Regions from separate parts of the Homo sapiens genome. Here region 1 is linked to region 2. A link is a loop called in an ENCODE intact Hi-C map of the cell type or tissue named here. Cell type or tissue: heart right ventricle. All regions are shown on one strand.

Region 1 (5,000 bases), 140 kb after region 2:
CAGAGATAAGGGTGGAGAAAGGATATATTTTTAGAGTTTTTATCAAATTCTTAATGTAGCCCTGGCTTTGATTTCCCATTATCATATCTAATATACCCTTTTGCATTAACTAGCCTGACTAGTTTTCAGTACCTTAAGACAAAAGTTATGAATGACACAAGAATTCATGGCTAAGCAAAAATAAAACCTCCAGTGTGAAAAGAGAGGAAGCAGAAGCAACAAGGTTTCCCATGAAGGTTTGTAGTTTAAGACATTCCCGGACTGAGTTCTTGCCCCTTGAAAAGAGGCAAGAAGATGGAAACTCATTGTGCACCCTATGTGCAGCAGGTTTTCTGGACACCACAGCTTCATGAAACTCTGTGTCTGTGAACATCCCAAGAGGTGAAATCAGGAATCATAAATAAGACCTTGTGCCTTCAAGGAGATGATTGTCATTTCCTCAAGTTTTTGAGGCAGAGGCTTTGAGGATTCTGCACTCTCTTTTCTTGTAGACATGCAATCACGGAAGTATGGATTCAAAATTGCTTTCTGTTCCATAGAAAGGAATTAGGAGTTATGTTTAGGGCTCTTCTTCCATGTTAAAATCCCTATGTCCTCCTAAGAAAAAGCTTAGTTCAAATCTCCATGAAAACAATATTTATGCTGAGAACAAAAGTGAAATTAATTTGATCACACAAGCTGCCTACCTTTACAGACACTGGAAAATGAATAAGATAGAGGTCAACATAGTCCAATTGAAGATTTTTCAGTGACCTTTCCAAGGCTGGTCGGACCAACTCTGGTCGATGGGAATTGCTCCAAAGCTGCAGAGGTTAGAGAAACGAAGTTGTGTAATGAAAACTTGAGCCAGTTTTACTAGTTTGCTCCACCTAATATTTAGACATTTTCTACTACTTCAAAACTAATGACCACAGGCAAAATTATTCTCTCTCTTCTTGTGATGCCTTTTGTTCTGCCATATCATGATGAACTTTATAATATGTTGGATATATAGTTAGTACATATATTGAATGAAAGAGTGAAATTACTCAAAAGGTAAAAGTTGTTATCAAATCATAAGCATACCCATTATCTGAATTATCTTTGGTAAGTTTTACAACTCATATTAGTGGTGTAATTATTTCATCTATTCAGCCCAATGGGCAAGACTAAGTATCTTTGTGGTTTGGAAACTGAGGAGGCAAACACAGTTTTTAATATGTTAACTTGGGCTGGATGCAATTTAAAACAATGTAGGTATCACTCTTTTATACTCACTGAGCTCTCTTATATCGCTTTCTCTCTCTCTCTGATCAAAATGACAATGGAAACTCAGAATCATAACAAATGTAAGAAACTCACCCAGGAGGTAACAGATAACATAATATGATTAAGATTATCTCTCATTCTATAGTCTATGTTAAACCATATTGATCTGTGCTGAGCTCGAAGAGTAAAGGCACTTTGAAGGCATGAATTGGAACACTGCAAAGATGAGAAAGCCATCTTCACTTCCTGCCTTTGATATTAGTTTTAATACATGAGTAAGTGTGAATAAATCGAAATAAATAAGCACAATTCACCCTCAACTATGGATCCAGTCATAGAACTGCCACCTCCACACAATCACAATAAATACATGTGCACACAAGCTCATCATAGGCACAGTACCTTTGAAGTGTAGAATATGTCTTCTCTCTTCACACTGCCATCTGCAATCTTGCTTCGGATGGCCAGTCCAACCTGCTCCTCATTATTGTAAACATGTGCAGAATCAATATGGTGGAACCCGGCTTCTATTGCCAATTTGACGGCCTCTAGAGCTTTACTTTTAGGAACCTGGGGGAGCAACCAAACGTAATATTTTCTGACTAATGTGCCTGAGAGTTAGTTCGGGCACAAGCAGCAACGTTCACAAAAATCAGCTTTTCCTCCTTTCTTGGATGAGCTCTGTATGTAGAATCATAAGCCCATCCCAGTCTGACTGGGTCTTTCCCATTTAGTAATAAAGGTTGGGCATAGCAGGAACTTCTGCAGTCCCAGAAAAATCACTGCTTGACCACTAGCTTGGAAGTGTCCCCAAAACAATTTCACTTTCAGTGATTTTTTGGAAAAATCAACAGGACGCAACTATAGTTACAGACATAATCTTAATTATTTTTAGTATGGTGAAATTAACACAAGGAAATAGCCACATGGAAGGAATTATGAAGGAATGCAGTGTAAGCTCCTGTGATTCCTCTCCCACCATGTTGCACAGAGCGCACTGACTTTATCCAGCATCATATTTTGTCAATGTATGTGAACTGTTGTCTACAAGAGATGCCCTCTACATACTCCATTGCTAAGATTTTGTCTGGGACTGGATACATTGACTCACTCTGCCTAGCAGACACAAATCTTCCAGTCTCCAAAAGCAAAGCAGGTGCACAGAAACCCCACAGTTTACACAAACAGTTACGTAGAGCCACCATTCTTATCAGTTAGGAAACAGGGAGAACTCCACTTTCTCAGATGCCAGCAGGTTTATATTGGAAATAGGCACATCTATGGATAGCAGTCTATTATGTTAGATCTTTTCTACCCAGGTTTTGGCCATTCTGTCTGCATAACAGAACCAAATACTAGGAGTAAAGATGTATACTCTAAGGATATTGATTTGTGTATGTAAGAAATAGGCTGCAGGGAGTAAGTGATTAGCAAAATGGGGTTCAGCTCCATAAATTCAAGGCAACTCTGTCAGGAAACATATGATTGCAGTAAAATTTACAATTATTGACTTATGTAACAAATTTGGATACAGATTTGACAGTATATCTTTTAAATGACAAAAACAGAAACAAAGCAAACTATCTTCCCACCTTGAAAGTATTTCAGAGGCTTTTTCCTGTGAAATTACAAGGAACTAGATACCGGGTCTCACAGCCCTCTCCTCATACCATCTTTGATCTTCTCTTCGCTGTGCAAGCAATCAAAGGCTTACCAAGGCCGGAGCTTCAGTGGTATCCTCATCTTTACTTCCTCTCCATGCCAATTTATATTACAAAATAAACCACTCCTGTCAATGGTCTTCAAAATGTCCCTTTGTAACTCCTTATGTCTTATAGATGAGAAATGTGAGACTCAAATTTTATATAACTAGTTCCTATTCACACACATTGTATTCCCAAGACAGTCTTGAGATACAAGTTTTCTTCCAGTGTAGAAATAGCATTTAGCTATTTCTAAATCTAGAAAATAAAATATATTCCATTAATTTTCTTGTCAGAGAAACAAGAAATTTTTCTGTTACAATATTTTGATACAAATCTGACCCATATTAACAAAGACAAAGAATTTAAACTTTCCTTGTTTGGTTCTAGTTTTTTTTTTTTTTTCTTAAAATGAGGATATTTTATTATTTCAGGTAATTTTCCCAGAGGTGAGAATAGTACATGGGAAATTCTCTTTAGGCCAGGTCTAGTATTACAGTGTGGTGCTCAAGGCCGCCCATCAGAACAGTGATACTCTCCCAACAGATTTCATCCACCCCGTCTCCACTAACTTTTGCCATAAAAATTCCTCTGAATTGTATCTTCTTGGAAGAAGTAAATATCTGTTCGACTATACAAAGAAACAGAGAAACCACTCCCATTGCAATCAATCTTCAAGAGAGGGAGCAGGCAAGCCGTGTTCTTTCTGCTGAGTTTTATAGACTCTGACAAGCTGTGAAATAAACATAAACAGAAGACAAAACAGTGCCACAAATAAGCAGTAGATGACCCTGTGACAAGACGGCATTGCAGAACAAAGACTGACGTTTAAAGGGGAGTCATGCAGAGTAACATAGGAACACAAGCCTGACAACCTGGTCAGCTTCCACTTACTCTAGCTCCTTTGAACTCTCAACACTAAAAATATTATTGTTACCTCTGCAGGCGCATAGGTGCCAAATCCCAGGACAGGCATGAAGTGACCATCATTCAGCTTCACACACTGGTATTTCGAATCCATTTCTGTCACTGGCCTGGTTAGCAAATGTTTCTTCCTCCCTCACAGGCTATAAGAGCAATGAGCTGGCAACGCCCCTGAGCACACTGTCTGCTGGTTAACCAATGGCATGTGAGAGGAGGGACAGAGGCAGTCTTACACAAGCTGTGATAAAAATTGCATCCAGTTCAACCGTTTCTTACCTAAGAAAATTCATAAGTAAATTATTATGTGGTCATGATACACTCATTAATTTCCTCTGAAGTATTTTTGCTATTCCAGATCTCTATATATGAGACATAAATTACTCAAAGAGATTTGTAGAACAAATTGTGACTTTACATAAGAATATAGAAACCTCTAGCGGCACAGCTCTTTTTTGTGTGTGCCATGATGATGAGTTCCTTCTGCATCTTGCAGCATTTGAAATGACTAATTTTCATTTTTCTCTCTCTCACACACACAATTTAAAGGAATGACTAATGAGCATTTCTTTAAAATATTGCCCTCAATTAAAAATTAAAGTTAAAATTTTTAAATGCATGACTTTTTTTCATCAGCAAATTTATTGTTCCTTTCTTATTAGCCTTGTAAGAGAAACATCCCTTCCTGATCAAGGTGCAGTCCTGATAAAGTTGTAATCCTGATGTGGGTGTAAATAAAAAAGAAAATATGATGTGGTTTTATTGGAAGATTTCTTATTAACAGCTTTTGGTCTTTGGATATAATTTGTAACATGCAAACAGTGCCTTATTGGTCTTTTCCAGTCAGTTTTATAAGTTACTACCAAAAAGTAACAAGCCAAAAACCTGATAACTATTAGATATACTTTATAATATTGCTAAACATTATTCATAAAGAAAAACTGGTAACTAATGACATATAAACTGGTGAATAATCCTCACATGGGATAATTTTTACTTTATTCTCCCTTTGGAGGTCAGGTTAAAACAAGATTGTAATTTGCATGATCCATGATTCACATCTTGGAGTAGTCACAACTTGCAGTGCCCTGATTGCTTCTATTTGCTTTCTCATAAAACAAACAGAAA
Region 2 (5,000 bases):
GGAAGCATTCCCTTTGAAAACTGGCACAAGGCAGGGATGCCCTCTCTCACCACTCCTATTCAACAGTGTTGGAAGTTCTGGCCAGGGCAATCAGGCAGGAGAAAGAAATAGAAGGTATTCAATTAGGAAAAGAGGAAGTCAAATTGTCCCTGTTTGCAGATGACATGATTGTATATCTAGAAAACCCCATCGTCTCAGCCCAAAATCTCCTTAAGCTGATAAGCAACTTCAGCAAAGTCTCAGGATACAAAATCAATGTGCAAAAATCACAAGCATTCTTATACACCAATAACAGAGTAAGTGAATTATAGTGTGTTCACGTTGAGTCCCTTGTGTGGGCCAGTCTTCCAACAAGGCTATCCTTCTTGTAATAACTTCCTTTCTTTTTGCAGAGATACAGTAATAAGTTCATGAGTGAAAAATGAAATATTCCTACATATCTATGTACCAAAATCCCAATTTGAATAAAGAGTTAACTATGAGTAAAACTACAGAAAAATTAGAAAGGAATATAGATGAATATTTGTTATTTGGCCTAAAAGTAAAGGAAGGAACGATGGGGTGTAAAAAGGGTGAATAAAGTTACTCTCTAACACATTAAAAACAGATATGTCCAAACTTCACATTAAACAAATTAAAAGTCAAATAACCATACTGCAAGAAAAACACTTCTATCTCATTTAAAAGACAAAACAAAAATAATACGTAAAACAGATCTTTTAAATCATTAAGAAAATGAAAAATTTAAAAAGATGGTATTGGAGTGATACTAGTAACTAACAATTATTGATTATAGTTAGTACCCTGTACTCTATATTTATTCCTCAGAATAATCCTTTGCACTGGGTACTGTTGATACCAATAACAAATTTTAGAAGACAGGTAGAAGTCAAGTAATTTGTCAAAGATTATAATAGATAGTAAACATTGAAGCTAGCATTTGAACCTGGGCCATAAAGTAAATGAACAGGTAATTTTCAGAAGAAGAAAATTCCAAAAGCCAGTAAGCAAATTAATGATAATTGAAATAAAAGTGAATCTGACAATGAATTTCCCTTTTCCCCACTCAAACTAGCAAAAGTAAAACATTGACAAGTGAAGAAAAAGAAAATCCCTCAATACATATTAAGTTTGTGGAAAAATAGCCCTTTCAGTGACTTTTGGTAGGACTATAAATTTATATAGGTCTCCTAGAGATAATCGGTATTAAGTTTCAAAATCTTTAAAAATGTGCATAATTATAAATTGGTAGGACTTGAGCCTTTAATTACTGAAGCTTAACAAAAAGAGTCCACCCCAACCCAACCGTTGCCACCACATGCTCAAGTTAGAGAGTTATGTTGCTAAAGAAAAATTGTATTCATCATTATTCATTTGGAATTCTGGGGGAAAATTTAAATTTTATGTTGAAAACAATTTCTAGAAAGGATTGTTTTCCCCTAGGGTTCTTTTGGTCAATCTCCTTCTCTCTCAAACTTACTGAATTCTTACTGTTTTGTAACTAGCAGTACCAAATCCCAGGACAGACGTGAAGTTTCTGTCATTCAGTTTCAGAGAACAGCATGTATATTGGGCCATTGTTTTTCACTGTCCAGGCTAAATAGGTCTGATTATATTTCAGCAAAGTGATCCTCTTTATCATTTCCACTTCCTCCTTCCTGTGCTCTGAGACAGATTTTATGTTTGAATTACATAATAAAAGGTAGGAGGGGTTAAATCTAGAGCCACATCCACATTCTTTTGACGGTGGACTAGAAAAGAATCCAAAGAGAGGACGCGTAGCACTGGAACCAGTTTTCTGGTTTTCTTTTAAATTAAACTGCATTTTGAGATGATTATAGATACACAGGAAGTTGCAAAAAATAATTCAGAGTCTGCCCTTTATTCAGATTCCCTGAATATTACCATCTTGCAAACCTATATAGTAAGTTATCACAAATGTAGCTGCCCAAGGGGTTCACCTTGCTTGCTGCCTAGGCAGAGCCAATTCATCAAGACAGGGAAATTGCAATAGAGAATGAGTAATTCACGCAGAGCCAGCTGTGCAGGAGACCGGTGTTTTATTATTACTCAAATCAGTCTCTCGGAGCATTCAGGGAGCAGAGTTTTGTTTTTGTTTTTGTTTTTTTTTTTTTTTGAGATGGAGTCTCGCTGTCGCCCAGGCTGGAGTGCAGTGGCGCCATCTCGGCTCACTGCAGGCTCCGGGAGCAGAGATTTTAAGGATAACTTGGCGGGTGGGGGGAAGCCAGTGAGCCAGGAGTGCTGAGTAGTTAGAGATGAAATCACAGGGAGTCAAAGCTGCCTTCTTGTGCTCGGTCATTTCCTGGGTGGGGGCCACAATATCAGATGAGTCAGTTTACTGATCTGAGTGGGGCCGGCTGATCCATCAAGTGCAGGATCTGCAAAATACCCAGGCACTTAGGAGCAGTTTACGGAGGGTCAGAATCTTGTAGCCTCCAGCTGCATGACTCCTCAACCATAATTTCTAATCTTGTGGCTAATGTTAATCCTACAAAGGCAAATCTAGTCCCCAGGCAAGAAGGAGGTCTGCTGTGGGAAAGGGCTGTTACCATCTTTGTTTAAACTATAAACTAAGTTACTCCCAAAGTTAGTTCAACCTACCATCAGGAATGAACAAGGACAACTTGGAGGTTAGAAGCAAGATGGAGTCAGTTAAGTTAGATCTCTTTCACTGTCTCAGTCATAATTTTGCAAAGGTGGATTCACAACCAAGATACTGATATTGATATTGTCTTAGACTTCTCCAGTTTTGGTTGCATTCCTTGGTGTCTGTGTGTGTGTTCACTGTTGTACAATTTTTCACACATTCACGTTTCCATCTCCACAGTCAAGGTACAAAACATTTCCGTCACCATGAGGGCCCTCCCTGTCACCATTTTCTAATTGCATTCAGCTGTCTTCTGCCTCTGCTGCCTCCTTAACCCCTGGCAACTAGTATGTTCTTCATTCCTATAATTTTGTTATTTTACAAATTCAGTATAAGTGGAATTACACACTATGTAACTTTTTTGGACTGGCATTCCTCTGTCACCACAATTACCTTGCCATTCAGCCAAGGTGTTGGATGTGCCAATAGTCAGTTTATTTTCATTGCTGAGTAGGATTGCATGGCAAAGATAACGCCATTCATCCGTTGAAGAACTTGACTAGTTTCTTTTTAACCCACAGTTCTAACATTGCTTTCAGCTCTGTGTAGCAGTGATAAGAACAGCGTTGGCCTTCCAGTGTTTTTCCTTCCTTTTCCAAGCCATGTGTTACTTGATGTGACTCATTGTCTGGGCTTTGTCAAAGCGAGAGGCAGCGTCCTCAGGGTCCGTCTTTCTTATCTTTGTAACGAAAACCTTGGAGCATTTCAAGTTTGCAGCTTTCCTATTTTGGTGACTCTTGAAACCTCACTGTGATATATATACTGCCCCCAGAGCAGGCACACTCTAATAATGGCTCCAGTTTTAAGATGGTGCAGCTTAGTAGGAGACTGGATCGTTGGGGGTTTGGGAAATAATGTGGGCTCTTTCTATGGAGTAATGCAGCTGTATAAACTCCAGGCAGCTTCCTAAACTGGGGTCAGGCCTGTAAATACTGTAAGATTCTCCACTATCAAAGACTACAGCAGTCTGTGGTGGCAATGCCAGCTTCTGGGTTCCTGTTGCTTACTTTTTTCCCACAGAGAGAAGTTCTTCCTGGTTCTGAGCTGATCCTGACTGGATGACAGAGTGGCAGAGGCAGCGTGTTTTATTCCTTTCTCTATATGGCCATCCTGAGTCTCTTTGCTCCACAGAGTTTCTCTCATCCATTATCTAAAGACTCTACAGCTCTCCTTTAGTTGCTCTGGTCAAAATGTAGTTGTTTCTTCATCGCTTTGGTCTGTTTTTGTGGGTGGGGAGAAGTGTAGGAACCTCTAGTCAGTTATCTTGCTGACATAAGCCCGTGGAATTTTCTATGTAGTCAATCACGTCACCTGCAAATGGAAACAGTTTTCTTTCTTGTGATATGTATGCCTTTTATCTACTTTTCTTGTCTTACTGTATTGGCTAAAACTTTTAGCACTGTGTTTAAAAAGAGTGCTGAGAGTGGACATCCTTGCTTTTTTCCCAGTCTTAGGGACAAAGAATTCAGCTTAGCTGTAGGTTATTGCAGATGTTCTTTATCAAGTTTAGAAAGTTATCCTGTAGTCCTATTTTCTGAAAGTTTTAATTATGGATGGATGTTAAATTTTGTCAAATGCTTTCACTGCATCAATTGATATGATCATGTGACTTTCTTCTTTAGTTTTTTAGTATGATGGATTATATTAACTGATTTTTGAACATTGAACCAGCCCTGTATCCTTGATATAAGCTATACTTGGTTTTTGTGTATAATTCTTTTTATATTTTTTTAAATTCTATTTGCTAATATTTTGTTGAGGATGTTCACATCTATATTTTTGAGAGATATTGTTCTTAGTTTTATTTCTTTCTTCCTTTCCGTTTTTGTCTCATTTTCATATTGGGGTAATGCTAGCTCTGTAAAATGAACTGGGAAGTGTTCCCTCCTCTTTTGTTTTCTGAAGCGATTGTATAGAATTGGTGTTAATTCTTCTATAAACATTTATAAGCAATCCCCAGTGAAATTGGACATGGAGACTTCTATTTGGGAGTTTTAAAATTATAAACTCAATTTAGTAATAGGGCTATTCAAATGATCTATTTTATGTTGGGTGAGTTGTGGTAGCTTGGGTATTTTTCAGGGGAATTGGTCCATTATATAACTTGTGAAGTGTATGTGTGGAGTTGTTTGTAGTACCCCATTACCATCCTGTTTATTTCTACAGGATCTATAGCATAATTCCCTGTTGCATTCCTTATGTTGGTAGTCTATATCTTCTCTCTTTTTTTATGTCAGTCTTGCTAGAAGCTTGCTTGAACTTTATCTTTTCAAACAACCAATTCTTTGCTTCATTTTTTTTCTCTGTTTTTTTCTTTTCAATTTCATTGATT

What was found. Peaks named below come from ENCODE experiments on the same cell type or tissue, not always from the same donor. Only the 100,000 strongest peaks of a DNase experiment are listed, where the experiment ranks them.
Region 1: a loop joins it to region 2, with 5 times the contacts of the local background. A loop is called at or near these places in 1 of 110 quality-filtered maps.

Annotation. Positions count from the first base shown.
Region 1 is chr10:4,999,864-5,004,863 of GRCh38, forward strand. AKR1C2 (aldo-keto reductase family 1 member C2) reads right to left here and starts at 3,994. Exons shown (of 9, transcript NM_001393392.1): 1 at 3,889-3,994; 2 at 1,651-1,818; 3 at 687-803. The coding sequence starts at 3,972. In heart right ventricle, no CTCF peak of the experiment used is centred here; no DNase peak of the experiment used is centred here; H3K4me3 peaks cover 1,678 bases.
Region 2 is chr10:4,864,524-4,869,523 of GRCh38, forward strand. It overlaps a transcript of AKR1E2 not described here. Among named protein-coding and RNA genes, the nearest start is that of AKR1E2, 41 kb to the left of the region's middle. RefSeq lists a cis regulatory region at 2,156-2,431 and an enhancer at 3,114-3,408. In heart right ventricle, no CTCF peak of the experiment used is centred here; no DNase peak of the experiment used is centred here; H3K27ac peaks cover 2,980 bases.